3 separate regions of the Homo sapiens genome follow, and regions 2 and 3 are each linked to region 1. Evidence: chromatin loops called from intact Hi-C (ENCODE). Cell type or tissue: endothelial cell of umbilical vein. All regions are shown on one strand. Each heading gives the region's core, and the rest is flanking DNA. Links, peaks and the distances in the headings are about the cores only. Region 1 overlaps LINC02204 (long intergenic non-protein coding RNA 2204). Region 2 overlaps UACA (uveal autoantigen with coiled-coil domains and ankyrin repeats). Region 3 holds the start of LOC107984791 (a long non-coding RNA gene).

Region 1 (10,709 bases), core at 1,344-9,343:
AGCATCCCTGGCCTCTGCTCACTAGATACCAGTAGCACTCCCTCCCCAGTTGTAACAACCAAAAGCATTTCCAGACATTATAAAATGGGGAGCAATGACCTTTGACTGAGAACCACTGGCCTAGGCCTGTCCAAGCTGCTTTACATGGCTCTCATGGCCCACTGTGGCGTGGCCACTGCCTTCCAGCTTCAGCACTTACCTCTGTGGCCAGGTTGTGCTGAACTACTCTGAGCTTCCAGCAGCATGCGCCAGACAGTCCACAGAGCCCCAGGTGCCTGCCATGCCCGGAGCATCCCTGTGTGTCAAGCGGCTATAGATCTCGTGGCCACCAGCAAATGGACCAGGATCTCCACCCTGGACTTGCCTCCTATGTCATCCCCTAATCAAGTCAGGGCACTTCAATTGTATGGTGACTCCCCATCCCTGACCAGGGTTGCTCTCTGGGTTTGGAGGATTGGAGCAGGATGTCATGGAAACAGGATACTGGGAAGAAAACCAGGAGAGAAGCAAATGCAGCATGGATGGCATGGGAGGCAGAAGCTTCCTAGAATCGACAAGATGGCCAGTCCACCCCATCAGCCCCTTCCACATTGTCTACAGAGGCAATAGGCCACTTTTTCAATCACGCATTTTGTTGTTGTTCTTGTTGTTTGAGTCAGGGTCTCACTCTGTTGACCAGGCTAGGGTACAGTGGCATGATCATAGCTCACTGCAGCCTTGGTGATTTATCTACCACTATATAGTAACTCAGCTCTGCTTCCAAACTGAGATTTTTGTTTCTGGCATAAACTGGGTGTTATTTTTCAAGGATGTATTCTTATCACCAGATGGGGTCATTTTCTATTTTATTCAAGTCAATCGATAATGAAAAATAAATAAAAACAAAGGACTGAGAAGGCCGTTTTCTTTTTTAAATCTCACTACTTTTTTGGAAGAAACTAATCTATTCCCACTTCCCCTCCAGTCATCACCACCAAATTAATCTTTTTATTTTTTTGATAATGTAGACATATATATAAATAATATAGGTTATATACATTCACATATATTTTAACCAAAATGCAGTTATGCTACATCTTGCTGCAATTTGCTGTTTTATCACTTAACATTTAAACTTTATCTGTGACCCTTTCCAAGTGGGTGCCTCAGGAAACCCACTGCCTCATTCTAATGCCAGCTCTGACTTCTCACAGCTGTGTGACCTCGTGCAGGCTAATAACCTTTCTGGGCCTCTTGTGCATCATGTGGATGACAACATTGCCTACTTCATAAAGTTGTTGAGAGGGTTAAATGAGGTGACATATATAAAACACTCACATCAGTGCCCAGCACAAGACAAATGCTCGGAAAACAGCTCTTACTACACAAGTCTACCTCATTTCTTTCAGAGACTAGAATTTCATTGCCTAGATATTCCTTAATTTATCTGACCCATGTTCTTTGATGGAAATTTAAACTTTTAGAAACTTGGCTCTTAAAATAAGCAGTAATACAGTGAATATCCTTGGACATATATCTTTATACATTTATGCTACAATTTTTGGAGGGTAAATTTCTGGAGGAGAGACCGCCAGATTATTCAGTAAGCACATTTTAGGTTGATACGTCTTTTACTAAATTTCCCTTCGAAGGTGTGTGGCACTTTACCAGCAGTGTGTGTGTGTTGTGTTCATTTCTTCATTCTCACCAGTTCTTTTTAACTGGACAAGCAAAAACTAATGCTGCATTGCTGTTTTCATTTACATTTCTTTAGGCATTAGTGAGGCTATCTTGTAATTGTTTCCTCTTTAATGAAGTGGTTGTATATAACGTGTGTGTGTGTGTGTGTATGTGTGTGTGTTGCCCACTTGTCCATTTTTGCTGTTTCTGATCAATTTGAAGGAATACATTCTATAGTGTGGACATTCACAGTTTTCCTGCTAGAATATGTAGCAAATACTTTCTCCCAGACTGTAATTTATGTTTTGATTTATTTAAGGTACCTTTGACAATACAGTTTGGGTTTTTTTCTTTTTAGGTGGTCCAATCTGCCAAACTTTTCTATTGTGGTTTCTGGGTTTGGTGTTAGATTAAGAAAGGCCTGGTCGGGCGCAGTGGCTCACACCTGTAATCCCAGCACTTCGGGAGGCCGAGGCGGGTGGATCACCTGAGGTCAGGAGTTCGAGACCAGCCTGGCCAACATGGTGAAACTCCGTCTCTACTATAAATACCAAAAATTAGCAGGGCGTGGTGGCAGGCGCCTGTAATCCCAGCTACTCAGGAGGCTGAGCAGGAGAATTGCTTGAACCTGAGAAGCAGAGGTTGCAGTGAGCTGAGATCACACCATTGCACTCCAGCCTGGGCAACAAGAGCAAAACTCCGTCTCAAAAAAAAAAAAAAGAAAGTCCTTTTCCCCACCACTACCCTCCCAAAACACACACACACACACACACACATATACAGTTTGTTAATAATTTTAATGTGCAGTTCTTTAATTTATCTGGGACTTCCTATTGTGCACATTACAAGGTAGATGCCCGATTTTATCCTTTTGCATGTAGATAGTGATTTCTGCCATAGCTCAAAGTGTCTCTAGACTCCAAGTGGCTCCCCTATAGGACTAAGGCTCTCTGAACTTGAGTCGGTCTAGCCTGGGCAGGAAGGTGGGCTGCCGAGGAAGCAGTTCCCTCCCCCGTCCTTCCTCCCTTTCCATTTATTGTATCCAGCGACAGCCAGTGTTGGAGGCTCCTCCACTCAGACAGCAGGGGAGCAAGAGGGCTGCCGAGAGAGCTGTGAACACTACATCACTTGAACACAGCATTACGGGAATGGTCAGAGCCTGAGCTACAGTTGTCCTGGGAACGCAGTAACTTATGTGCCCAGAGAAATCATTTTCCTGGAAGATGCATTTTAGGCAGCACGGAGGCTCAGGTGACCCTTATATCATCTGGTCACAGGTTTCTGTGGATTTACACATGCTGGCTTCCCACAACAGAAAGAAATCTAATTACCGGTGGAATAACTTACAGGTAAGGGGACCTCCAGTGGGCGCCCAGCCTGGCTGTAAATCCTCAGAGCTAGATCCTGAGGAAAGTGAGCTGGTGCTCGGACCTGGACACCTCGCAGCTCAGAGGACAGCCACCACCTCGAACCCGGGGCTGGGTGGGAGAGCAAATGGGTGGCAGAGCACATGTGGGTTTCCAGGGCTTGGAAAGGTAAAGAACATCAGACTGGGCCTCCAAATGCCTGGGCTCTTTCTGCTACTAACTGCCAGGATGACCATAGCTTCTCATTTAACATATTTTCTCAGTTTCCCTGTGCTAGATTATTGGTTAGCAGGTATTAAGCCACATCCCAGGGGCCATGTGATATACTTTAAATACATATCCCCAGTTTGCACAACAGCCCTGGAAAATGAGAATTAGGATTCCCATTTGACATATGTAGAAACAAGATCCGAGAGGTCAAGTGGATTCGTTCAGAGTGACTTTGGAAGAAAGTGGCAGAGCTAAAATTGCAATCCTCTCACCCAAGCCTCACACTGCAGCGTGTTCCACAGGATCCATGTTTGTGAGTGTGGTGGGCAGGGCCCTGTGCTGCTGGGGGACCTTAGAATGTGCATGAGGAAGCTTCCCTGGGCCTCTCACAAAGACCTTGGGGTGACTCCCAGGACTTCTCCCTTCCTTGGCCTCGGCGTGGCCTTCGCTCCAGTGACACGTATACAAGGCAGCCGTGGCCTGGTCTGCACAGTTGCCCGGCATCCTGCTCCAAGGCCTTCTGCCATGCCAAGAACCACATCCTTCTCTGGCTATGCGTAAAGATGAGAGGGCCGGGCACGGTGGCTCATGCCTATAATCCCAACGCTTTGGGAGGCCAAGGTGGGCAGATCATGAGGTCAGGAGTTCGAGACCAGCCTGGCCAACAAAGTGAAACCCTGTCTCTACTAAAGATACAAAAAATTAGCCGGACATGGGGTCATACGCCTGTAATCCCAGCTACCTGGGAGGCTGAGGCAGGAGAATCGCTTGAACCCTGGAGGTGGAGGTTGCAGTGAGCCGAGATCGCGCCATTGCACTCTAGCCTGGGCTATAGAGAAGAGACTCCATCTAAAAAAAAAAAAAAAAATGAAGAGAGTACGCAGGCCTGCCCAAACAGCCCAAACATTGGCAGGGGCCAGGGAAATTGACAAATGGGGACCACATACCATGTGTCTACATGTGTGAGTTACCACTCAGGCTGCCATCTCATAACACATGATGTTCTGCTGCTACCTTGACCCACAAATACCTTCATAACAATTTTAAAGGATGAATAAAGTTGTGGTTTTTAGATACGACTGAAAGTCTTAGCAATATCAAAGATGGATTCAATTATTGTACATGTCTGTGCAGCCCATTGATGGATGGGCTGTTGATATTTGGATGAGTAATAAAATAGAGACATAATCCATATATTATTTCATATTAATATACACTTTTTGCCTTCATTTTAGCAAAGTCTTCAAGTACATTAATCCTTACAAAACTTTGTTCCATTGATAATAATTGTCAAAGATTTAAAAATAAAGTATAACTGTATTCAAAGAGAATAAACTGTGATTATACTTTTATTTTTTAAATATCTTAAAGTTATGTACAAATTGAATATTTTTCAAATATGATTTCAGCAAGTTATTTTTCTTCTAAAATATTCTAAATTGCTATAAAAAGCAAAATATAAATCATAATTAATGGATATGAATATTTTTAACCAAAGGTACTTAAAGCTGAAACAAACATTTAAAATTAGATATTAAATATTTTTATACAAATAAAAATTTACAATTCTAGTATTCAATATATGTTTGCCAATGTTACACTTTACACGTCACGTCTTGAGCTGCATACATAGTAATTTAAGAGTAATACGAATCATTGATTATTGCAAAATATGCCTCAGCATCCATATGCAAGTGTTGTGAATTCTGTGTTCATTCTTATCTCCAGAACCAGGAATTAGAACATGCAGAGAAGCAAGAAAATGAATGTTTGGCACTACTGGGAAACAATAATTTGTTATACAAGAATCTATTGCATTCAAGCTGAGAGGAAGGATTTGACAAACTCATTAATTTGCCTTTTCTCTTACCCAAGCACTTCTGCTCAAATTCTCCCTGTTCTCCGAAGCAGTGTCTCTGAGGCTGTTGGAGTGAACAACACACAGCCTTCATGGTGTTTGATGCAGTTTTCCAGGACCCAAGGCAAGAAATGTGCGGAAGGGTTTCCCTGGGGTCTGAATGGTCATAGTCATGAGAGCTGGTCCTTAGAGTTGCAGGTTGTGCTGGGCTAGCATTGAGCTTCAGATTCTAAGTGTCGAGGCAGCCATGCGTTCTTTAGTGTGTGTGTGTGTGTGTGTGTGTGTGTGTGTGTGTGTGTGTGTGTGTGTGTGTGTGTGATATGCAGGGGCCTCTAAAGTATAAAGTGCAAAGCACAAGCTCCTCTATTCAGTGGCTCCCAGTGGTGTGGAAAAACAGAGGGTTCAGAGGAGGGTTGGGGTCCCCAAGACCACACCTAGGTTTGACATTTCTTTGGAGGACTCAGGAGACTCAGCAAAGAGTCACACTCATGGCTATGATTTATTATACCAAAAAGATACAGCGCCAAATCCCCAAAGAGAAAGGCCCTTGGGGCAAAGTCTAGAGGAAACCAGGAATAAGTTTCCAAGAATCCTCTCCCAGGGAGTTGCACAAGACAAGCTTAATTCTTCTAGCAAGGAGTAGTGAGAACACATGTCAAATGTCTACCAAGGAAGCTCATTAAAGACTCTGTGCCCAGGGTTTCTGTTGCCACTAGAGGGGGAGCTGGTTACATAGGCACCCCTATGTCCAGCACATACCGCAATTCCAGACTCTCAGAAGGACAGCGCTGTTCCACATAAAGCATATTGTTGGGACAGCTTAGGCACAGTGAGCCATTCTTATTAGGGAATGGTGGAAACCCTCCTGAAATCCAAGTTCCCAGATGCCAGCCAAGGGCCAACCTTTCAAAGCAGGCCTTTCCAAGGAGATCAGTCTCAGGCAGCTATGGTGACTCTCTGAACAAGAAGTAACTGGGGTTAAAGGTGGAGGAAGGAGAGCCCTTTTAATTTCATCCACCTTTTAAATTCCATTTCCTGAGGCAGAGGTGAAAGCCGTTGGCCTGAGCAGAATGAGCATTGGAGACCAGCTTCTGGCCTCACACAGATCCATCCAAGCTGTCACGTGCAGTCTGATGTGTTCATTTTCACCTGGAATAACATCTGCTGTGTACAACGTAGACCGTAATTTATTTATCTAGTCTCCTAGAGGATACTAACAGTATGACAGCATTTTTATTAAGCAAACCTAAACAATATGCTGTTTAAGAACGTCATAGGTGGTTATTTTTAAATGCAAGGGAATTCAGAGTAACTCTTATCTGAGGAAGGGAGGGAGCCATGGGCTGAGATCAGAGAGGAGCACACAGTTATTAGTAATGTTCTTAAGGTGGGCAGTGAGTTCACAAGTTGACTTTATAATTATAGTTCAGGCCGGGCATGGTGACTCACACCTATAATCCCAGCACTTTGGGAGGCCAAGGTAGGTGGATCACCTGAGGTCAGGAGTTCAAGATGAGCCTGAGCAACATGGTGAAACCCCATCTCCACTAAAAGTACAAAAATTAGTCAGACATGGTGGGACGTGCCTGTAGTCCCAGCTACTCTGGAAGCTGAGGAAAGAGAATCTTTGAACCCAGGAGGTGGAGGCTGCAGTGAGCCAAGTTCGCACCATCGCACTACAGCCTGAGCAATAGAGGGAGACTCCACCTCAAAAAACATAAAATAAAATAATTATAGTTCATAATTTTACATAAGTGATGAATACATATGTTCTTTCAAATGTACCAAAAATATGCACTAAAGCATTTTAACTTTTTTTTTTTTTTTTTGAGACAGAGTTTTGCTCTGTGGCCAGGCTGGAGTTCAGTGGCACAATCTTGGCTCACTGCAACCTCCACCTCCCAGGTTCAAGTGATTCTCCTGCCTCAGCCTCCCGAGTAGCTGGGACTACAAGTGTGTGCCACCATGCCCAGCTAATTTTTGTATTTTTAGTAGAGACAGTGTTTCACCATGTTGGCCAGGATGGTCTCAATCTCTTGACCTTGTGATCTGCCCACCTTGGCCTCCCAAAGTACTGGGATTACAGGTGTGAGCCACCGCACCCGGCCGGCATTTTAACTTTTTAAAATTTACCATCTGGGTAATGGTGAGGTGCCCTTCCTAACTATGGAATTCTCAGGGCTGGCTACCATCAAAACTAACAAACATTATAATTTAATTGACATAGAAACCCATTATCATCTCCAATCAAGTGACATCAAGCTTAATATTTTTTATTACTGGCTGCTCATTTTTCTCACTGAGGATCTCATTTTGTGAATGAATTCAATTTTGTGAATCAACTCAATTTTATTACTCAATATTTTATTGTTTAATTCTTAGGGGAATAACATTATTTCATTTTCAGTATCTTTATTTTTACAGTTATGCTTTATTTATGATAAATGACTCTGGTCTTCTATTTATGGTAGAGATGCAAATGCTTCCTTTTAAAATAAGTTTACACAAGCTAAAAGTTGAGACAAATTAAATACAAACATTAATCAAATGATAGCACAAGCAGTATAGGAATGTGACGATAGTTGTCAAAGAGTTGAACGAAAGTGCTGGACAACACTGGCTGGTATGCAAATATCTAGCATCCAAGTTATCTTTGCTAGATCCAATGGGGGGCCAGAGAGTTACAAAGATGTGTATGTGTGTGCTTGTGTGCGTGTAACGTGATCTTTTTCCTCAGAGAGTTTCCACCTAGGAAAGCAACACACTTACCAATAAGGAAACAGTCACCGGTAAGGCCTCAGTGTCAGTGCCTGCAGGAGGCACATGTCAACCTGAAATCGGGAAAGGGCCAGGCTTTTAAGAAGACAGGTGTGAAGCTACAAGTCACAGTGCCTTTCAAAACTCTTCCTAAATATTAGGCTGCAACCAACCCTAGCACTTCCAAGAGTACAAACTTATGGAGTATAAACCAGTTGGCATCACTGGTTTATGGTACTGTATAGGCGTTTCTAATTTTAAAATAAGCCAGCAACATCTGGCAGGATGTAGTAGGGGGCTGTCCCATCTCTGTGCTGTGTATGTCAGGGCTTGCGGAGAAAGGCCCTACGAAGCACGTCCATCCTACCTGCCTATAGAAACGAAGAGCACCGTTCACCAGCTATGAACCACATGTCAAACACACAGACATACATAGTATGTGATGATCATGCTATGTAATGATACCAAGCTCTAAGAGGTAAAGAGCTCAGGAAAGGGATAGTTCACCCTGCAGGAGACTGAATCCGAAAAGGCTCATTAGTCATTATGATTCCTATTGCCTAAAACAGTGCCTAGCACATAGTAGATACTCAACTGATACTTGTTGTAGTAGCGAGTAGGGAAGTGGAAGGATTAAGCTGGCCATGATGAGAGGCTGAATAACGGTCCCCCCAAAGATCCATGTCCCCATCCCTTTCATGGAGCCTATAACTACTACTTTACATGGGAAAAGGGATTTTTCAGATGTGATTAAGTTAAGGCTTCTGAGATGGGGAGATTACCCTGGATTATCCAGATGGGCTCCTAATGTAATTATAAGTATCTTATAAGAGGGAAGCAGGGGAAGATTTCACTACAGGGAGAAGAAAAGGCAATATGACCACTGAGGCAGAGACTGGAGTGATGTGGCCACAAGCCAAGAAATGCCTGCAGCCCTGAGAAGCTGGAAGAGGCCAGGAAAGAGAATTCTCCCTGGGAGCCTCCCAAGGAATCACAGCCCTGCTGCCACCTTGATCTAGGCCTATAAGACTCAGTGTGGATTTTTGGCCACAGAACTGTAAGAGAATAAGTTTCCGTTGTTTTAAGCCACCAAGTTCGTGGTGATTTGTTACAACAGTACAGGAGGCAAAAGCAGCCACGATCTGGGAAGAAGGTAGAGTGAGAGGGAGCTGTGAAAGCTGTCTGGGCAATGCCAAGGACATTAGAGAGCCTAGGGGTTTTGAGCTGAGGCCTCCTAAGATGCAAACAGAGCTTGAGAAAAATGAATCTGTCTTGGCTGTGCAGAATGGATCAAAGGTGGAGAAGCCAGAGGCAGGGAGCTCTGTCAGGAGGTTCTTAAACAGTTCAGAATCACAGGGCTAGAGACAGGCCCCGGGATTAGCGGTGGAAAGGAGAGAAGGAGACCAGTACAAAAGAAATTTCAAAGGCAAAATTGATGGCGCTTAGTGAAAGGCTGAATATAGCAGATGAAGGAGAAATTTCTTCCAGCTGTTAGAGCAGACACCGGCAGAGAGAGGGAAATTGCGGCAAAGGGGGAGACATTTCTAAATGTTTCTAACAATGTTGAGCGGGTTAGTCTAAACTATAGCAGTGCCATGAACTGAGCTGCTCGAAGAGTTGGAGAAACAACTCATGGATCAACCCTTTTTATGGCTGGCCGCCGATGGCAAGAGGAAAATACTAGTGCCTGGGCTCCTTGTTATAAAGTGTGGAAGAATTCTTTCCAGAATTCTTTCCTCCCTTGACCTCTCCTCCCAAGGCCTCGATTTTCAGTGTGGAGGTGGGCAGGGGAATGGAGTGGAAGAGAAGGAGAGGAGTACAGATAGAAAGTAAAAAGGGAGGAAAAAACAATAGCATGGGTCAAACATGGCATAGACATATCCCAGCTGCCCTCTTGCCCAGGCGCTGACCAGTCTCAACAAGCCCGTCAGAATGAGGTCGACGCCTTCACAGCTCCATCGGCAGAGCCCTCTCACTGGGTGCCACTTCCATCCCTGTAGACCTTGAGCGTAAACAACCTTCTTGCCAGAAATGCAAGTGGATTCCGGCATGGTGGAGGACTGCAGAGCAAGGAGAAGTCAGTGGATTGAGCAGGAATTGAACTTGAAACATCTAATTTAGGGTGTATCCTAAAACCAAGCACTACCCACAGCAGGGAGCACTGCCCCAGAATAGTAATCCGTCAACCCTAGAAGCCATCTCCAGAGATCTGGGCTACAGATTGGGAGAATGTGAATCACAACAGTGCCCTGCCCCATGCACTCTGTGATCACCGGCCCCCAATGGGGAATTCTGCCACAATGCCTCCACCAACTATATCGAGAAATTTTCTAAGAAGGCCACAGCTCTGAAGCCTGCCTTTGTGCAGGAGCTGTCGAGTCTCATGGTTCAGCTTGGCTTGGTAAGGGGGAGAGAAAAGGGAAAGAGTTCCCTGCATTTACCACTAGTTATTTACTGTGCATCTCCTGTGTGTCAGGCACCTGCTAGATGCTTAGAATACTCAGTAAATAAGACAAGCCCAGCCCCTGTCCCCATGATGCTGATAAATATTATCAAAAGCAGCCTTTGAAAAAAGCCTGAGTGGAAGCTTGAATCAGAACCAAATCTCTATTTTCCAAAATGATTGAACTGGCAAACGTGCAAATGTTCTCAGGACCAAAACAGGATTTTGTTCCATTTGAGTCTCTCCTCTCTCCAGGGCCTCAAACAACCTGCTGAACAACAGATACTCACATGGCCTGATCTTCTGACAAAGTCCCCTGAGGAATTGCTGAGATTACTGAGAAATCAATTTGATCACACCATTTTCCAGCAATATTACCCTCTTCCTTTCCCAAGCCCCTTCACAGGTTCATCTG
Region 2 (10,709 bases), core at 1,090-9,089, 150 kb after region 1:
ATATTTTACTATCTGCAAAATTGCACAATGTATATGTGATGGTTAAATTTTGTGTCAGTTTGGTTCTGCTATGGTGCCCAGCTGTTTGGACAGATACAAGCACAGATGTAACTGTGAAGGTATTTTGTAGATGTGATTAACATCTATAATCAGTTGAGATTACCCTCTATAATGTAGATAGGCCTCAATCCCTTAAAGGGCTTAAGGGCAAAAACAGGATTCCCAGAGAAGAAGCAATTCTACCTCAAGACTGTAACATGAAAATCCTGCCTGACTTCCCTGCCTGCTCTACAAATTTCAGATTTGCCAGTACCATAATCACATCAGCCAATTCCTTAAAATAAATTTCTTTATACACACACACACACACACACACACACACACATATATATCCTATTAGTTTTATTTCTCTGGATAACCCTGATTTACATACTAGGTTAGTATATCCTTACATTTAAAAAGGGATATACTCTGATTTTTTGGTACATCAACAGAAAGTTATGATATATTGTATTACTATTTGAAATTATTTATTCTCCTGCTTCCTTACAAGGTGAGAGAGAGAGACAGAGGAACGGGGGGGAGGGAGGGGGAGGAGGGGGAGAGAGGGAGAGAGGAAGGGAGAGAGGGAGAGGGAGAGAGAGAGAGAATGTGTGTGTGTGTGTGTGTGTGTGTGTGTGTGTGTGTGTGTGTGTGTGTTAGGAGTTGACATCCCTAGGTTATTGCTTTGGGGATCAGCCATGTGATATGTTTGGCCAATAGAATGTGAATAGAAGTGAGGTACAATGCATGTTACCAAAAGCTTTAAGCAGCAATCTGAGTTACAGCCAGCCTTCTTGCTGTAGTACTTTGTGAAGAGACTGGCACATATCTTACGAGGCCTGTTCCTTCAGCCTTGGTTCCCAAATGAGAAAAAGTCTGGAGCAGAGCCACAGGTCAGGGCAGAACTGAAGTTGAATCACGGTCTATAATATAAAGTTAGTGGGAAATATAAGTTTGTTATCTTGAGAAGCCACTTAAATTTGGAGGTAATTACTATAACATGGCTGAACACTGCAAAATTTGGTACCAAAAGTGGGGTGCTACCTTAACAACAGCTACCACCAAAAATAATTTTAAAATATGTGATATAGGCTTTGAAACCAGGTGGCAGAAAGCAAGAAAACTGTTACTGGAGAATGGAAAAATAGCAACCCACATAAAGTGGTGGTAAATAAAACTGTCACATAAAAAATTGAATAACTTGGCAAAAAGATTATAAAAGCTGAACTTTAGTTGTCATTAAGTAGATTTAATAAAGTACCATTAGATTAGCTCATTAAAGGAAAAAGGAATCCCCCAGTCATAGGAAGGAGGAAGGAAGGGAGGAAGGAAGGGTAGAAAGAAGGGAGGAAGGAAAGAGGGAGGAAGGAAGAAAGAGAAAGAGAAGATGAAGAGAAGGAGAAGGAGAAGAGAAGAGAACAGAAGAGAAGAGAAGAGAAGAGGCTCAGAAAAGGGGCCTATGTGCAAGTAAGGATAAAAAAAGAGAGAACCTGAAATTCCTGGACTTGCAAGGTAGAAACTCCCAACTATTTCCCATTTCCAACAAGTAAAAAGGGTTTACAAAGGCCAATTATGACATAAACCCAGGGCAAAGACCAAATCATAAGTGTAGCCATCATAGTGTCTAAGACCTTTGAATTAATGCTGCCCCCAGTAAATCCACTCAGTGGAACAAAATGGCTTGGTGGGGGATTCCCCCGACAGGCAGACTAAGAATGTGGACCCACGGAAGCTCAATAAGCTCAAGATACCTGTACTGAAAACCAAAATAAAATGCACATCTCAACGAGTTGAGGATGTAGCTACTGGCACATGGCTCTGACTGAAATCAAATAGATAAAAAGAAAAAATACAACCACCAAAACATCATTCTGTTTGAATTAAGGAAACATTATTCTTCTAGATTACCTTTGGGCCCTCGATTTTCTATAGGCAAGAAGTGGGTTGAGAAAGGTGTTCAACCCTTATAACACTCCCTGACCAAGAAGAGCATATCCTCCAATACTCCATTCAAAAGTAGACAAGAATGATATATTAAAGGAAACACCTTACAGAGTACCCACCCAAGAATCATGGAAAACAACAAACTGGGTGAATAATCGAGGAAAATCCCCTAGGGCCAAGAAAAGTTACCCTTCCTACATTTATCCAGTAAGATTTTCATTGCTAAGGACCCACAATTGTTATGTGCTTCCTTTCTTCCCCCTTATTTATTTATAAATTGTTTGAGATACAGGGTGATATGGTTTGGATCAGCGTCCCCACCCAAATCTCATGTTGAATTGTAATCCCCAATGTTGGAGGTCAGCCTGGTGAGAGGTGACTGGATCATGGAGGCAGATTTCTCCCTTTGGTGCTGTTCTCATGAGATCTGGTTGTTTAAAGCATGCAGCACCTCCCCTCTTTCTCTTCCTCCTGCTCCAGCCATGTAAGATATGCCTGCTTCCCCTTCACCTTCTGCCCTGATTGTAGTTTACTGAGGCCTCTCCAGAAGCAAATGCCACTATGTTTCCTGTCCAGCCTGCAGAACAGTGAGCCAATTAAACCTCTTTTCTTTATAAATTACCCATTCTCTGGTATTTCTTTATAGCAATGTGTGAATGGACTAATACACAGTGTCTTGCTTTGTTGCCCAAGCTGGAGTGCAGTTGTATGATCATGACTAACTGCAGCCTCAAACTCCTGGGCTCAAGTGATCTTCCCACCTCAGCCTCCCAAAGTGCTACTACAGGCATGAGCCACCATGCCCCACCCATTCTTCCCCTTTCTTAACAGGAATGTTTATTGTGGATATCCTGTCTCTGTTCCACTACTGGGAGAGATGGATGGCAGAACTGGTATTTTAGTTCATTGATCTCTGGATCAAGAAAATCTACATAGATAAAAGACGTAGAAATCCTAAAGAGGTTTAGACTTCAAGACTAATGTTATTGAAGGAAATTCTTAGAGTATTTTCCTTGAGGAAGAGATAAATATATTTTGTATGCCGAAGCAAAGTAAGTCAATATTTGTGATCAAGAGGACAAACTGTGGTAGATTATATTACTGTTTGGTATTTACCAGCCCTGTCTTTGAAGAATATGCGCCCCTGCACCTCACTGACTCTGCACCTGACCATGTGACATGCTTTGGCAGTCATGAAGTACTCCACTCCTGAGCAGAAGATTTAACAGTATCACAAGTTACAGCCAGCCCTGAATTCTGCTCACTACCATGAAAATGGCAGGTAGAGACAGAGGATGCTCCATCATTCTGGATCTTAGGATGAAAATGTGGAGTGCAGCCACTTGCACAGTCAGCCCAAAGCCTACATGTGCCATAATGCTGACAAACCACCAAGATTTGGAGATTGTTTCTGCAGTGAAGTTGATTAATACAGAAATCAAATGAAACAAAAGGTTAAAGGGGGAGGAATGGCGTTACATACAAGTATAATTCTGGTAGTTGAATATAGTGTGAGATGCCTTAGGTGGCAAAATGAGTACAGTTAGTGAGGTAAAGAACACCCATTCCCATTCTGTTTCTAGAATGGCTATGGGTGTGGGTAAATATAGATTCTTTAAAGGATAAATCAGTTCAGTTTGGTTGTTGGATGTGATGGGTGGCAAAATATAAAACTACAGTTGCGGATGGGCGCGGTGGCTCACGCCTGTAATCCCAGCACTCTGGGAGGCCGAGGTGGGCGGATCACAAGGTCAGGAGATCGAGACCATCCTGGCTAACACGGTGAAACCCCGTCTCTACTGAAAAATACAAAAAAATTAGCCGGGTGTGGTGGCGGGAGCCTGTAGTTCCAGCTACTCGGGAGGCTGAGGCAGGAGAATGGCGTGAACCCAGGAGGCAGAGCTTGCAGTGAGCCGAGATCACGCCACTGCACTCCAGCCTGGGCAACAGAGCGAGACTCCATCTTAAAAAAAAAAAAAAAATTACAGTTGCAACCCTAATAAACTTTTATTAACCCAGCGCTTTGCACAGTCCTCAACTATAATCAACACAGGCTTTTATTACCATCTTCATAAAAAGAAAAGAAACTTAGAGTAAGTTCAGTCACCTGCCAACATTACACAGTTACCAAGGAATAGTTAAAACTCAAACCTGAGATTATCTAATTCTAAACTTTAAATTTTTTCTATACCATGCTGTCAAAAAACAAGGGTACAGATTATCTGGTAAACATTCAATTAAAGTGGTTACCTGATTTTATACCATTTGCCCATTAGATGCAAAAGAAAGGTGATTCCATGAACTCAGTTCTAAGTCTGAATCCTATTTAAAAACATTCTGTATCTCTATTCAGTAAGTTCTCTTAAATTTAGACTATACTAATTCAGAATTCTGAAAACTCAGATAAGGGATGGCCTTTTCGATATGAAAAATATTTCCCAGGCAAATTAATAATGCATTCAAATGATGGGTGATGCAGTTTGGGCATTTTAAACACTTTATAAACCCCTTAACGGCCTTCAAACTCCTTATATTTACTATAAATGTCATTTTTATTATACAATAACATATAGTAGAAAAATAATACTAATACAAACTCAAAAAAAGAGGAAAGGAAGGCAAGAGGGAAGAAAGAGGGAAAAGACAATCTAGCAAAATCACTTTTTTTTTTTTTTGAGACAGGATCTCACTGTGTTGCCCAGTCTGGAGTGCTATGGCACCACAGTAGCTCATCATGGCCTCGATCACCTAGGCTCAAATGAGCCTCTCACCTCAGCCTCCTGAGTAGCTGGGACTACAGACATGTGCCACCACACTGAGCTAATTTTTTTATTTTTAGTAAAGAAGAGGTCTTGCTATGTGGCCCAGACTGGTCCTGAACTACTGAGCTCAAGCAATCCTCCTGGCCTCCCAAAGTGCTGGGATCTGGCCTGCAAAACCACCATTAAAACAGTAACTTTATTTTTTGTTATACGTCTTTTCAAACTTCTTTTCAATATCTAGACATACATTAAACTTTTAAGTCAAAATGAGAACATACTATACACATATTCCACTTTAAGGAATATTCTTAATATGAGTTCACTGGAATTGCTTACTGATGAATATTCCTGACTGAGCATTTCAAAGCTCATTAAAATCTCAATCTTTCTGGCTCCCTCTGGTGGCAACTAAGAGAAGCTATTTTTTTCTTCAATTCAGTTTGAAAAAAATTAAGGTGGCACCACTCAGAAGCACTAACTTATCATTACTAAAAACATCTTTAAGAACCTATCTGAATATAGAATTTGTCCAGAAAGAAAAAAATGGACAATTTTTGAGTGAATTTCTATTAACCAACAGGGATTTGACATCAGAAAAACCTGGACAGAGTTCCTGACTTTACATTTGTTTGCTAGTTTACCTTGATCAAGTTACTTAGTCCCCCTGAGCGTCAGTTTCCTCATTTTAAAAATAATGCTAATAAAAACCACTTCATTTGTTATTAGAGTTAGGGTTAATATATGTGTACTCTGAAAATGCTCCACAGTACTGACACAGAAAAACAGTAAACAGCAGGTGCAGCGGCTCACGCCTGTAATCCTAAACTTTGGAAGGCCTAGAATGGAGGGTCGCTGGAGCTCAGGCATTTGAGACCAGCCTGGGCAACACAGTAGACTTTGTCTTCACAAAAAATTAGCCAGGCGTGGTGGTACACATCGGTAGTCCCAGCTACTCAGGGATACTCTTATAATAGACTTACTGTTCTTAAGACCAAAGTCCTTAATGACGTCTAAGATCCTCCATGGTCTCACCCCTCCTTACCTCTAAAGTATAATCTTGAAATGGGTACTCTCCCTCTAGCCTCCAATCTCTTTTCATAGCGAAGTTCTTCAAAATTACCAAGTTCCCTCACAGAGTACCAAGGTACAGTGCTACTCCCTTTGTGCTTCTTAATCCTAACTCATTTTTCAGATCTCATCTCAACTTTTTCCTTTTTTTTTTTTTTTTGAGACGGAGTCTCGCTCTGTCGCCCAGGCTGGAGTCCAGTGGCGTGATCTCGGCTCACTGCAAGTTCCGCCTCCCAGGTTCACGCCATTCTCCTGCCTCAGCCTCCCGGGTAGCTGGGACTACAGGTGCCTGCCACCACACCCGGCTAATTTTTTGTATTTTTAGTAGAGACGGGGTTTCATCATGTTGGCCAGGATGGTCTCGATCTCCTGACCTCATGATCCACCCGCCTCGGCCTCCCAAAGTGCTGGGATTACAGGCGTGAGCCACCACGCCTGGCCTTGAACTTTTTCAAAGAAACTTCCTCTGACTCCCCAGATTTTGTCAGGCCCTCCCTGTTATATATTCTGGTATATCTCTACTTCGTACACTTATTACATAGAGCTGTAGCTTTATATTTTAAGTGTGTTAGCTTTCTAATCCTGTCTCCCCCCACTTTTCTGTCTACAAATTTCTCAAGAGCAAGGAGTACATGTTCGAGCTTAGCACTCTATTTGTCTACATAGAGTAGGCACTTAAGTATCTGTTGAGCAACTGAATAAACTGAAATTAACAAATACTGCAATTAAAGAATTCTTTCTAAACCTACTTCACATAAAAGATGGTCATGGAAATGTAAAATAATATTCCAAATACTATGCTCCATATTTCTTCTCAGGCTATCTAGTGTTCATAAAGGCTGATAGAAAATAATACTCAGAAATATATTTAACCCATACTCACAGAAAAAGTTACACCCTTCAGAGAAGAAACTTTAAGAGCACAGAACCTAAATATATAATGATAGTCCTTTAAACATCTCAGTTTTAATTTTTTTTCAAATTTTAGTACATATGTGGTTTGCTTTCTGTAGCAAATATCTAACTGAAAATGTGTCTGAAAATGGAGTGTTTTTAACTGTACTACACAGTTTTACTTTTCAAGGAAAACTGGTGAATGAACTAGTACAGCTAACAATCACTCGCTAAAAGGTGTGCTTCATGGCTTCCTTGGAAGGTATGCACTGAACTATTTTAAACCAAGGCACACTTATAATTGCCTCAAAGAGTGTGACCTTTTTATAGATTAAACTCTTTCTCTATATAGTAGGCATCCCCAAGCACATAGTAAATTTTCATCCCAAATGGCTTTGTTCTCTATTCATCTGCACCAAGCCAGAAAAAAAAAGATATCTAGAAATCCCCAACCAAAGAAAGTTACAAAGTTTGCAATACTCTTGCCCAGAAGTTTGAGACCAGCCTCAGCAACATAGCAAGACTCTGTCTCTACAAAAAAAAAAAAAAAAATTTAACTAGCCAGGTATGGTGGCAAGCACCTTGTAGTCCTAGCTACACCAGAGGCTAAGTTGGGAGGATCACTTAAGCAAAGGAGGTTAAGGCTGCAGTGAGCCATCACCATGCTGCTGCACTCTAGCCTGGGCAACACAGCAAGATCTCAAAAAAAAAAAAATCTTCGTTTGATGGAATATTTGATAGATTTATCTGATAGATTTTTGGTAAATCCTATGACTCCAAAACAGCAATTATTTTTCCCCAAAAGCTGCATAATGATATAAAAAATCTAAAAATTAATTTCTTCCCCTGTTAGGTTAAAGGAAAATAGAGTTTAAAATATAGCTCATATTTATAATAGAATAAAATCCTTGAGGATCATCTTGTCCAGGAAAAGTAAATATTGGTACTATATGTGCCCTCCCTCCCATGGTGAATATGGATAAATCAAGCTTAGCACTCTTTCCTCTGACCAAGAATGTCCACAGACCTCCCAGGTTCCTTAGGATATGGCACTACTCAGTAATATAAGAAAAGCATAGTCATTTTAATTGTCAAAGGGAACATTTGCCATCAATGGTTGTGAAAGGAAGTAGCCAATACTTTAGGAAAACTTCCCTTCTCCCTGTCTGAAAAGAAAATCTTTCAACTTTCACAGTGTCCTTCTAACCTTAAGGAGGACCTCTCATGGTGGATCTCTTAATTCTCCAGTCTCTAGGAAGGCAGATAGAACTGTGATCTTATTAATAATATGTTTCCTATGTTATCATTGAACCAAAAAATAAAAACCAAGAGTGGGGATACAAATGTACCTGAGTGAAAGCAGAGGTATATTAAGAAGGAAGGTTTTCAAGAATTCTGGCACTGGCCATGCAGAAACAATCCAAGGAAGATGAAGGCGACACCAAGTCATCAAGATAACTTTGCTAGAAGAAAGAACCTGAAATGTACCCAACACATAGAAATGATAAACACTGAGGTGATGGATGCCCTAAATATCCTGACTTGATCATTACCCACTCCATGAATGTAGCAAAATTTCACAGGTACCCCATAAATATATACAAATATAATGTATCCAAATAAATAAATAAATAAAAATGGGATGACTTTAAACATCTGAATCTTATTCATTCCCACTGTTCTGCTTGCATCTTCTCTAAGCAAGCTTCCAACAAACTTGCTTTCCTACAGGAAGTGACTGGATGGAAGTATCCAGCCCCTAAACCAGCTATTTAGTTCTCATTATACATTAATAAAATGATTTAATACATCAGTGAACTTTCAGGGTAACTCAGCACCCCCAAATCCAATCAAGATTGAGTTTCTGCTTAAATAAGCATAAGGTAAATTTACCAAGATGACAAAAGGCCTTCACCTGGCAACAAAGGATTGGCTCTTCCCCAACAAAACTTCTCAAACTTTTACAAGATGTATATCTGAGCAGCATGGAGGAAATTGTTTAAAAAAAAATGTAAACAGCACTGATTTTCTCATTAGCTTAGAATTAGAAGCATATTCTTTGCTATTCGTGTATAAAACTAAATCTCTCTAAAATACAGATCTTAAAAATATGTATTCACGACTTTCTCCACTTATTTTCATTTCATTTGGCTTTACTTTTTCTTCTGAAATAGAAATAAGATCACAAAGCTCAGCATCCTGAAAAGGTTTTAAGATCACATGTTAAGAAATAAACACTCAGAATACTAATGAAAGGGAATAGCCGAAAAATTAACAGCTATGGGATGTGGTATTAGAGAAGACATTTTTTCTTTATATGTTCGGTACCTTCTAAATTTTCTACAATAAATATTGTTCTGTTCAGCCTCCTTTATTTGGAAGGAACAAGTACCTGTCCAATTTATTTGTGATTTATCACAAAGTTATACAAAGAATCACAAAGGAAATCTCACAGGAAATAATGGGAACCACAACTGAGCTGAGCCCTATAAAGTCAGGAGCTAGAGGGTGGCCTGGGAGTCAATTCTGTTCTGGGAATCTCAAGCAGAGGATGAGTGGTGATGTGGCCAGTGCTCAGCCATGCACGCTGCTCAGAGCTCTAATCCACATGCTCTTCCACTCTCACTATCAGCTGGAAACATTCTTTTTTGCCTTCATCTTAAACTCTAAATTCCTTTCATTTTAAGTATAAGGCTGTAGTATAAGAAGGTTAGAAAAATATGCAGCTTTTTCTTAAGGGTTAAATTTAATGCTTTTTAGATTATATAAGGAATACATAATCGCAGCTTTTAAAAAGATCCAACAGTATAAAGAAGGGTATATAAAAAGGAAAACCTCCTTCCGCCCATTCCTCTTCCCTGGCATATTTTGGGGAGAAGAGAAAGTAATCTATGACAGAAAAATTTATAATTAATGCATGTTTCCAAAAATCACAAAAATATTATTTAATAAACCACAATATCCTATAACTTTTTTCTCATTTTATTAAATTAAAAATTGCTGTATAACCAGAAAATAGATAATCAAAAAGCAAAAATAGTTCACTTTAAAATTACTTGATACTGCATACTGCATAAAAAATAAGAAGCACTTTAAAATTGATTGGTTCTATTTTAAATAGACATTTTTATTAACTTTACTGTCCATGGAGTAGATACGTTTACATTAACAACCTATTTATAAATTATATAAAATGCCTCATCATTGTAGAAATATTTCAATTCCTATTAAACTTTTTATTTGTCTCGTTCAGGTTTAATTGGTTAAAATTAAAATAATTGTGAAACTGTTCTCAAAAACTAAAAACACCAAATAAACATAAGGCAGTGATGTTTAATGTATTAATTACTAAATATCTTAAACTGTTCTAGAACTTCTACTTAATATAGCCAGTAATCAGTGGTTTTCAAACCTTTCTAATTTTAAAAATTTTCTTAAAAGCCTTGAAATGAAGAAAGAAAGAAGGGTGGCTCTGTTTGAAAGTAGGGCCTCTTCACTGCCTATATTCTTTCCCTGAACCACCTAAGGCTCTTCACAGAGCAGCTCAAAGTGTAGTAGACAAACCGTTTTCATCAAAATAACCTGGTGCATAACACTAACCAAACTAACCAAAACAGCATTGATACTGGTACAAAAACAGACACACAGACTAATGGGGAACAGAAGATAGAACCCAGAAATAAAGCCACACTCCTATAAACATCTGATCTTTGACAAGGCTGACAAAAATAAGCAACAGGGAAAGGACTTCCTATTCATTAAATACTACTGGGATAACTGGCTAGCCATATGTAGAAGAATGAAACTAGACCCCTACCTTTCACCATATACAAAAATGAACTCAAGATGGATTAAAGACTTAAATGTAAGATCTAAAACTATAAAAATCATAGAAGAGGCCAGGCGCAGCGGCTCACGCCTGTAATCCCAGCACTTTGGGAGGCCAAGGCAGGCAGATCACCTGAGATCGAGAGTTCGAGACCAGCCTGACCAACATGG
Region 3 (10,709 bases), core at 845-8,844, 81 kb after region 1:
GTTTTCAAGATATTACAGAGAAGTTTAGTGTGCCCTTTACCCAGTTTCACTAAATGGTTACATTTTACATAAATAATCAAAATCAAGAAATTGACACTGGTGCAATATGTATATGTGTAGTTCTAGGTCATGTTCTCACATATGTAGATTCCTGTAACCCTGGAGGCACCCTGTAATCAAGATACACAACTATTCCATCCCCACAAAGATCTTTCCTGCTATCTCTTCATATCGTACCCACTCCCTTCACCCCCCGTGTATTAGTCCATTCTCAGACCACTATAAAGAAATACCCAGGACTGGGTAATTTTTAAAGGAAAGAGGGCTAATTGACTTACAGTTCTGCATGGCTGGGGAAGCCTCAGGAAACTTATAATCATGGCGGAAGGAAAAGCAGGCGTGTCTTACGTGGCAGCTGGTAAGAGAGAGAGTGTGTAAGAGCAAGGAAAACTGCTTTATAAAACCATCAGATCTCATGAGAACTCACTCACTATCATGAGAACAGCATGGAGAAACTGCCCCCATAATTCAATCACTTCCCTCCCTCCACACATGAGGATTACAATTCAAGATGAGATTTGGGTGGGGACACAGACCCAGACTACATCACCTGGCACCCACCAATCTGTTCTCCATTGCCATAATTTTGTCATTTTGAGAATGCATATAAATCAGTTCATGTAGTATGTGAAGGTAAATATATTTTTGAAGTACATTTATTTTTTCACTCATCTTTTTTTCTCTAGATCATTTTCATTTACCATTTTATTAACATATCCACTTATTCAAGCAGAAGACTTGGCTGGGAAAGCCACCACTGGAGAGATTCAAAATGTTCTAAGACCACTCTTACTTCACTGTAGCATATAATTTGGTTTAGTAACTTACACGTAAAAATTTTATAGATGATAGGACAGATAACTATATCTTTATTCTCTGTGGCAGATTCGATAATGGCTTCCCAAAGATGTTATCCATGCCTTAATCCCTAGAACTTGTGAATGTCACCCTGTATGGCAAAAAAGGACTTTGCAAGTGGGATTAAATTAAGAGTTTTGAGATGGAGTGATTATCCTGGATTATCCAAGTGGACCCTCCTAAATGCAAGCACGTATTCATATAAGAGGGAGACAGAGTGGAATGTGACTACAGACAAGAGAGGAGAAGGCAATGAGATAGTGTGACCATGGAGACAGAGGTTGGAGTGACACATGCACAAGCCAAGGAATGCCAGATGCTACCAGAAGCTGAGAGGCAAGGAATGGGTCTTCCCCAGAGCCTCTAGAGGAAGTGCAACCCTGCTGACACTTTGACCTAGTGAAACTGATTCCTGACTTTTGGCCTCCAGAAGTGTGAGATACTACATTTCTTTCATTTTAGGCCACTAAATTTATGGTAATTTGTTTAAAGTGCTCATAGGAAATGAATATACTCCCCAACAACTAAGATGGTGCCTTTCTGATATATTGCAAGTGCTCAAGAAATGTTTCATGAACTTCATTGAGTTCAGAATGAAAGAAAAAGGTTTGTAAAAGGGAATTTCTGAAAGGCTTAATGGAAGGAGGATTTGGGTTGTCCCTTGAAGAATTAGGTAAATTACAATAGGAAGAAATGGAGCAAGAGATTATTTCAAGTGGTGTGAATAAGATGGGCAAAGCAAGGAGGCAGGAGAGCCCAGTACTATGAGGGCAATGATGCTGGGATATTGTCCCAGCTTGGCTGGAATAAAAAAGGTCCTCGCTGGGAATCAGTGGGGGAAGCACCACAGTACAAATGGCTAGCTACTTCATTGATCAGTGCATGTATGGGTTTTCACTGGCTTTCCTCCAGTGCAAGTAATCCTGCCAATATGGGAGACTCTCAAATGATTCTTCTAAGACCCGAGCATAAGCAGCGGTGTTCTGTAGTGTGCTGTAGAAATCCCACTTCAGTGGGTCCACTTGGCTCCCCTGCCAGGAAGCCATTTGGAGCCCAGTAGGATAGAAAGAATGTGTTTGCTCCTCTGGGAGATGGCTCTGTCAATTACTGACCAACTGTTATCATTGTCTTAGTTACCATTCTGTAATAGTTCTAATGCACAAATTTCATTCATTAGCTTGGTGTGGATGTGGTAATCTATGTAGCAAATGGATGGGCTTGTCATCTGTCTCCAAAAACTCCAACACTCACTTCACTCCCAGCATCCAAGAAGAAAAACACGGTCAACTCTATTTAACCCAGTATCCTGTTTGGGCTCCGTTCATGAGCCCATCAGCACATCCATTGCATAATGATAATCAGTGTTGTGATGTTGTTGATGATCCTGAGATACTATAAGGTCTTGACAGTCCTTGTGAATTCTCAAAGTACATTTCTTCAACACAGTTTCTTATTTAACAGAATTCTGTGTTTTAACCAGAACATTTTATTCTCTGCCCACACGGCAATCTCCAACTGGCAGGCTTCCCAAATTCATGCCTATTTATCCAAGATTGCCTTTTGTTTTCTCAAGAGCAATTGCAGAAATATTTGGAACTTGTGAGAGTATGGATTTTGGAATAGAGGTAAAAGATAGGTAGACTAATGGAACAGAATGAAGAGTCAAAAAATAGCCCCAGATATATATAGGAATTTGATATGTGCTCCAGGTGGCATCACAAGTCAGTGGAGAAGACAGAGAGCACTGAATTAAAAAAAAAAAAAGATAACTGAATTCAACAAACTGTATAGCAATTTGGAGAATAATTAAACTGAATCTATCCCTCACACAATAGCATAAAACAAACTCCAAGTGGATTATGTGTTTAAATATAAACAATATCATACAAGCACTAGATAAAATATGTTGGGAAAGAATGTTTAAGGTGTAACACTAATGTCAGAAACCATAGACTGATAAATTTAACTGTATACAAATTTCAAATTTCTGAATGAGAGAAAAACAGTTAAATGACAAGTGAAAAAAATCAGGGGAAAAATTGCAGTCTATATGACAAAGAGTTAACATTGTTTTACAGGTAATTCTTAAATTAGCTACAAAGGTTAAAAGCCATCATTCTTCCTCTCTTGCCCACATAGTCCAATTCAATTAAGCACTCTTAAGCCCAGACTCTTAAAACAAGGATTGGAAGCCTATTTATTTGATGCCCTGGACAAAGATGGAAGTGGCCCCAAAATTCTGCTCCATTATTATTTTTTGAGACAGAGTCTCGCTCTGTCGCCCAGGCTGGAGTGCAGTGGCGCAACCTCAGCTCACTGCAACCTCCACTCCCAGGTTCAAGCGATTCTCCTGCCTCAGCCTCTCAAGTAGCTGGGATTACAGGTGTGTGCCACCATACTTGGCTAATTTTTGTATTTTTAGTACAGACAAGGTTTCACCATGTTGGCCAGGCTGGTCTCGAACTCCTGACCTCAGGTGATCCACCCACCTTGGCATCCCAAAGTGCTGGGATTACAGGCATGAGCCACCACGCCCAGCCAATGCCCCATTATTCTTCCTCAGAAAACTCTTCCTTGGAATAGATGCATCCAACATATTGGAAAAGATAACATCAAAGCACAAACAGTGATTATCTGTAGGCTTGGAGTGAATTATTTTTGCCTTTTTCCTATCTGTATTTTCTGAAATTTTCTAAATTGACTATGCTTTGGAAATTAGAAGGAAAATTTATCAGCCCAGGTTCTTAATTATAAGCAATAGAAATCAATCTGGCTGTTTTAAGCAGGCAGGGATTTATTTAAAATGTACTGGCTATCTATAGAGAAGGTAGAAAATCAGGCTTAGGCCTGAGCAGACAGAAACAAGTTTCCAAATTATACTCCAAAGCCTATCGGTGAGAAAACAGCTGTTCCACCAAGCATGAGATGTTCATCTTTTGACCACCTCCATCTCTGCACTAGGAACCTGATCGTGCAGTAACCCCAACTGTCGTTGCTGCCAGAAAGACGAATATCACCCTTGCCTCTTACCGTTGCTTAGTCCCCTAGTCAAAGTTGAGGGCACATTTGGCAGAAAGTGCTGGCCTGGGTCATGTGCCTGCACCCCAATACCACCTCTGTCAGGGAAAAGCAATCGTTTGGCATTTTCAGCCTCTATAGTGAGCAGATGTCTCCACATCTTATCAAGACTCATAAGGCAGAGAATTCCCAAGAGGTAGAAAGGTGGTTCGTATGCTGCGTGGTCAAGAGAACAGTAAACGTCCACTACACACTACACTTTTAGAAAAAGATGTTTATAAAAATACAGAGAAATGGAGCACTCTAAGGAAAGCAGTAACAGTTCAGGGAGAACTGTGAAGGGGTTGAGCATAATTCAGGTAGAGATGATGCCTCTACTTGTTGAAAATCATCTTCCTCTCCCCCTAAAATATGAATCATTTCCCTTCATTTTATTGTTTTTCCTAAGATTATCTGCCAATTAATACATTATTGGGGGTTAAACATGCTTTTCAAAAATAGTGTACAGTGGGTTATCAATAACTTACAGCCAGTGTGAATTAATTTAGTCACACTGATTTTTAATTCCTGCCTCAAAGCTATACCAATTCCTATCTTTGAAGGAAGTGAGCGAGAGGAAAGAAAACAAGAGCACATGCACTTAGGGCCTAGGTAAGAGGGTACAAAAATGGGGGACTTACGGTATGGTGAGCATGTTAATGAAAAAATTATTCAGTGACATTTGTGAAAGCACATTAAGAAGGTTTTATTCAGGACCATCGTGTTAGGATAGGGACCACTGCAACAGAGTTTGCAAAAGTGGAGAGAGACTGGGATTGACTCTGAATATAGCATGGGCAAGTGGACATTTATAGCCAAGGAGCATGGTTGGAGGGGTGGTCACTGGATGGGAAATTTCTACAAGACAACATCAGGAGTAAGGCTAAACTAACCCACAGGATTCTTACTGAAGACAGATGGGGTGATCAGACATCACCTGTGGAAGGTGGAGTATGAGGAATCGGATCAGATGTCAAGAGTGATCAGCTATCAAGGGTGAGGGCTCTTGCTAAACTGACTTGGTAGGGTTCTTTGCTAAAACTGGGTTGTACAAGGAAGTGCACAGATGGGCCTAGGAGAAGGTTGAATAGCTTGACTAAAGTTTGGCCAGGCAAAGAATTTTTGTCATGTGCATAGAAGGCCAGAAGGGAGTGACACAGAAAATGAAAAATAAATAAAAGGCAGGCAAAAAACCAACCAACCAACCAAAAACAACAGATACAGATATCTACTTAAGAAATTTGTTTGAAACATCTGTGACCCAAGAATAAGGCAAGAAAAAAAAAAAAACACGGATTTTTCCTTATGGACTCAAAATGTGGACTATTACCCTGGGTCAGTCATCTCATGGACTACAAATTATTCCAAAATAAAAATGTTACTAAAAATAGCTTTCTTACCATTAAGTCCGATGGAAGCACTTTAGGAAATGTGCCATTTTTATCCCACGGCATGTGCCCTGAGGCACTGCGTACTCCAGCTTGAGATGTATACCAATTGATGTGCTGGCCCCATGGAGAACACCACGCCAATTTCAGAACCAGGAATAACTGTGTTCTGCCTGACACCGTGCCTCACATATGTGATGTTTTCATCATTACATTGGCCACTAGGAAGTTGAGAGTCAAACTGAGGTCAGCCCCAGAAAAGCAGGATATTACAATGTTAAATGGCATATTTCCTGCATAACAAGCTGCTGCTTGTTTTTCCTATCCTTTTAGTATTTATCATCCCCATTCTCCTCTCCCATATTAAGAAAAAAAAAGTCAGCCATCTTAAAATCCTTTTTATAATGAGGAAGGGCAAAAATAATAAATATGCATATTGACATTTGCTTGGAAACCTAGAATATAAATTCAAGGCACTAGCTCCTTATTCTGGTTAGACATCAAATCACAATTAAATCTTCCTCAAATTCTCTGTTGTCCTGGTAACTGCTCTCTACTTAGAGAACATGGAGGGCGAGATTGCCCAAAAGGGTCTGGAAGGAGAGCAAGAGCTTATTAAGGAATTCTTTCTGATGTTCATAACCACACAACAAGCTGTGCCAGAACGACAGCGCGGAGCTGGAGAAAAGCCCTCCTTCAGGTTATCCCAATTGCTGTGATATATTTTAGGCTCTGCCGCCGTTAAATGCTATGGACATTATAATAATAAGATTGGCCATGGCACACCAAAAACATTGACAATAAATAGTATTTTGGATAATCAGATTGAAAATCCTCTTAAGACACATTTGACTCTAACAGCTATATTTAGACTTAGATGAACAGTGGCTGGGGGATTTTAAGTGTCAATTGGTGTGAATGAATAAAGATGGTTTTAAAGGAGCTATATTGCTTAGGGATTAAGGCCAACTGGAACAATTCACTTAAAAAAAAAGCCTCCACACTCAGTAGTGCAGCTCACATTTATCTGATTGAGGCAGATACACTTTAATCCTTAGGACTTGTATTGGTAGTCCTGGGATGGTTCGTCTCTCCATTTGTACAAAGCATAAATGAGATCTTGCAACTCCTGTAACTGAGACAATGTTTGCAGCAACAACAAAGAGGAAAAAAAATTTAAGTAGCAGTCATTTTTATTTTGGCTTAACAGATTTTCAGCAGGAAGACTCTGAATATGAATCGGCTTCATTTTTAAATCCTGAAGAAAATTTCTGAAGCAGCCCATAAGGTGCCACTTTAGTCAGAGGCAATTTAAAAAAGCCTAGAATAGCAAGAAAGAAAATCACCAAATTTGTTTGGACATTGTAGGGGGAAAAAGTTACAAATTATATTAACTCCATTCTCACATCCTCCCTGAGTCTATTTGCTTTTATACTCCTAGAACTCTTCCCCTTTTTGGAGGTAGGAATGGGGCAGGAGGCATGGTGTAAATAGTAAGAAAAACTTACATTAAGATATTGGTTACTTCCAACAATGGCATTGTGATAAGCACTTAATAAAGAGAATGGTGCAGACTTTCTTCCAATAGGCAAGTGATTCTTCTCAAGGGTCAAATTCCACTCTCTCATTGATAATTTGAGCATTGCTAGAAAAAGTAAACACTAGAATTCCTCTCTGGGTCTTTGTTTTCATGGTCCTTAAGGACCACTGAAGAAGGCATTTCCAAACTTAAATTCCTAACAATATATAGCAACCTTAAGAATCCTGGAAACTACTAGAAACACAGTTTCTCTAAGTGAAATATCAACAAAGGACATGTACCTACTTGGATTTCCTGCAGGTACCACTTTTAAAGTGGGATTCACCATATTCTTCTAGCCAGTAAGCAAGCTACTTAATGATGCATAAAACTAATTATTGTAAGACTGAATCTGTTTGGTAGCTGTTCACAATGTGGAAAATCACACTTTTTCATGGCCTATTTTCTTTTAAAATGTGTGCCCCTTTCCCATCCTTAATGGGTTCTGTATATGTAAAATAAATACTCTTCGCAGCAGGACCCTGGCTTCGAGGCCTTAAAACCCAATAGAGTCCTGTAGTTTAATGGTCCTTAAATGCTCAACATCTTTTTCACTTAATGCAAAATCCATCTGATCTAATAGCTGTGACTGAATTATAGATATATAATTTTTTTCTATTAAATGTTAATCTTCTGACTTGGCAGAGCAATAGACGCTCTAAATTATTAAGAAGGCAATAACCTCTCTAAACTCTTTCCAGAATTCAGAATATTCCCAGGACTGCTATCTCGAAAAAAACTGCGAACTTGCTTAAAATATAAGTCAGGCCGGGCGTGGTGACTGATGCCTGTAATCTCAGCACTCTGGGAGGCTGAGGTGGGTGGATCACCTGAGGTCAGGAGTACAAAACCAGCCTGACCAAGATAGTGAAACCCCCATCTCTACTAAAAATACAAAATTAGCCAGGCATGGTGGTGCATGCCTGTAATCCCAGCTACTCGGGAGGCTGAGGCAGGAGAATCACTTGAACCCCGGAGGCGGAGGTTGCGGTGAGACGAGTCCGAACTGCGCCAGCCTACGCAACAAGAGTGAAACTCCTCAAAAAAAAAAAAAAAAAAAAAAAAAAAAAAAAAAAGGCCTATTAAGTACAATTTGATGCCAAATATCAATTATAAGGGGCATTGTTTTTATTGATGTCTCTTCCATTATTTTACTGAATGGAATATATATACATATAAATTAGACTGAAATATATATATATATATGAACTGGAGAAGCAACCCTCACCAGTCTTGCTCTTTTTCATTTACATATGACATTTTTGTAACCTTCTCTTTTTGGTTGAATTAATTCATCATCAATGTTTGTTCATGCAGGCATAAATAATGAAAATGCCTCTAATATATAAGTGATGTCACATGCCCAATTACACTGAACACAAGCACCCTCACTGCCCAGGGAGTCTTGTTGGAATGCCATCGCTGATACAGCTTGATCTTTAAAAAAAAAAAAAAAAAAAAAAAAATCTGTACATTCATTACTCACTTGAGCCCAAAGGTCAATATATTCAGTAATAATCAGAAACCATGCTAAGAAGCAGGTTAATATTTACCTGGAGAGGCTGGTCTAAAGAGTCCTGTTTCAAATAGCTAAGATCAAAACACGGGAAAGAACTGAATTTCCAGCAACAGTCTCAGGTTCAGTTTCCAGTTTAGCGGGGAACAACACTGAATGAAATGACAGTTGAAATGTCTATACTAATTTTCATTTCGTATTTTGTGCACAATCTATTTTATGGTGCAAATTCTGCCTTTACTTCTCCAGTGCTTTTTATCCTCCCTCTGAACTTATTCATAAAACTTAGGGGCCAAGGGTAAGATCTAGGTCAGCCACATCTTTCATGTTCATCACAGGCATTCTCTTTCAACCCGTATTTTGGTGCCAGAGGAGCTACCATTACTTTGGTGCACAGAACCAACAAGAAAAAAGATCGCAAGGTTGCAGAATCCAGTGATGAAAACAGAGGCAATAAGAAGTAACTGTCTTCTACCATGGTGAAGCAGATGTCAAAAGAAGCTTGTAACCACTGCTAGGGTCTGGCACTCCTGCAAGCAGGCACTGATGTATCTAGTCACCATGAACACCAAAAATTAACTAGAAACTCTTCCCTTTTTTACTTTGAAACGAGTCGGTCAAAGACATGAACATTCAGGTAGGGTAACAAGCACATGTGTGAGAATAGTTTTTAGGTCCTTCCTTGTCAGAGGAAAGCTGATAACACTGGAGAAAAAAAATGCTCATGTTCTAAAGCTACAAGATTTTTAAAGCAGCAATGAGCCAATGCATTTATAAGAAGAGTAGAAAATTGTAAACTATAAAATTTGGTTAGGGTCAAGAGAAAAGGTTCAACTAAAAAGCCATAAAAAAGACAAAGCTAAATTCATCTGGAATTCTAGAACAATGCTGATACAGTTAAGTGATTATAGTCACCATAATATTAAAGATTTAAGATGTTCAATGCATGAATATTTGATTTTATTTCAAAAGACAATTATTTATAACACTGACCCTCTATCAAAAAGAATATGCTTTTCTGATGGGGAAGTGACAAAAAAAAAAAACTACACAGAACAAGAGTAATAAAGTTCTCAAGTAAGGATTGCACTCCAATAGGAATTGAGTGATTCTCTCAGAGAGCACTCATTACATCTTAGACAACGTCACTCTTCTTTCCTCTTGGCCATATGTTCAGGTCTCATAGTCTTTCTGAACACAGAATGGCAGTGGCCAGCATTGTCCATTATCTATGTTCCGCTTGTTTACTAATTAAAAAGCTTTGGTCTTCAGTGTTGTAAACGCAATTTCTGCCTTCGATATCAAAAGGTGAGTGAATGAGACAAGATTAGTTGAAGGAAGTACTTGATATTTTACTCCAGATAGCTGAATGAAAATGGGTATTCTCCCTTGTACTTTGGAGTCCATCGTTTCCTACTCCCAATGCTCTCACAGACAGTAAATAAAATAGTTTAACTCGCAAATCTTTTACAAGGATGTTCAAAACAATATTCTAGAGAAAACTTTATTGATGGTTGAAAACAAAATAAAATACACATAAGGTTCCCTTCCCATCTCTAATATGGAAAATAAAACACTTAATATGAATACTCAGTTTTAAACTTTGCTCTAAGTTTTATTTTATTTTATTTTGAGATGGAGTCTTGCTATTGCCCAAGCTGGAGTGCAGTGGCGAGATCTTGGCTCACTGCAACCTCCGCCTCCCAGGTTCAAGCGATTCTCCTGTCTCAGCCTCCCGAGTACCTGGGACTACAGGCACCTGCCACCATGCAGGGCTAATTTTTGTATTTTTAGTAGAGATGGGGCTTCACCATATTGGTAAGGCTGGTCTCGAACTTCTGACCTCAGGTGATCTACCTCCCTCAGCCTCCCAAAGTGCTGGGATTACAGGCATGAGCCACCACCCCCGGCAACTTTTTTAATTTATATTTTATTTTTTATTGAAATAGGTGGCCCAAAACTTGTGAAACAGAACTCATGCTGAAGGACGACATTAATCATAATAATTAAAGAGACAGATATTGCTTATGTAAACCGTATAAAGAATTAAAAACAAATCCAATTCTGACTTTCAATGTTGTTTCAACACCGAAAAAATATGATGGCTTATTCTTTGGTATGAGAAGTCATTTTGATGGTATTTTTACCCTATTAAACAAAAATGGGATTTAAAAATCTGGTTCGGGATGTTCAAAGATAATTGCTAAGGCAAATTTTGCAATTTGAGAAAACCTAACTGTAATGATCCATT

The links. Peaks named below come from ENCODE experiments on the same cell type or tissue, not always from the same donor. Only the 100,000 strongest peaks of a DNase experiment are listed, where the experiment ranks them.
Region 2: it touches region 1 in a loop (2.8-fold over the local background); 9 of 110 quality-filtered maps call a loop at or near these places.
Region 3: it touches region 1 in a loop (3-fold over the local background); 3 of 110 quality-filtered maps call a loop at or near these places.

The regions. Positions count from the first base shown.
Region 1 is chr15:70,563,521-70,574,229 of GRCh38, forward strand. LINC02204 (long intergenic non-protein coding RNA 2204) reads right to left here. Exons shown (of 2, transcript NR_135691.1): 2 at 7,438-9,911. Among named protein-coding and RNA genes, the nearest start is that of LINC02204, 18 kb to the right of the region's middle. In endothelial cell of umbilical vein, for the core only: a CTCF peak has its summit at 5,813 (motif pointing right); DNase peaks (open chromatin) are centred at 2,721 and 5,821.
Region 2 is chr15:70,717,675-70,728,383 of GRCh38, forward strand. All of the region lies in intron 1 of UACA (uveal autoantigen with coiled-coil domains and ankyrin repeats), which reads right to left. Among named protein-coding and RNA genes, the nearest start is that of UACA, 41 kb to the right of the region's middle. RefSeq lists an enhancer at 970-1,471. In endothelial cell of umbilical vein, for the core only: a CTCF peak has its summit at 5,135 (motif pointing left); a DNase peak (open chromatin) is centred at 5,117; H3K27ac peaks cover 347 bases.
Region 3 is chr15:70,645,158-70,655,866 of GRCh38, forward strand. LOC107984791 (a long non-coding RNA gene) reads right to left here and starts at 7,818. Exons shown (of 3, transcript XR_001751595.2): 1 at 5,376-7,818; 2 at 339-415. UACA (uveal autoantigen with coiled-coil domains and ankyrin repeats) reads right to left here. Exons shown (of 19, transcript NM_018003.4): 19 at 9,397-10,709. In endothelial cell of umbilical vein, for the core only: no CTCF peak of the experiment used is centred there; DNase peaks (open chromatin) are centred at 2,454 and 5,614; H3K27ac peaks cover 733 bases.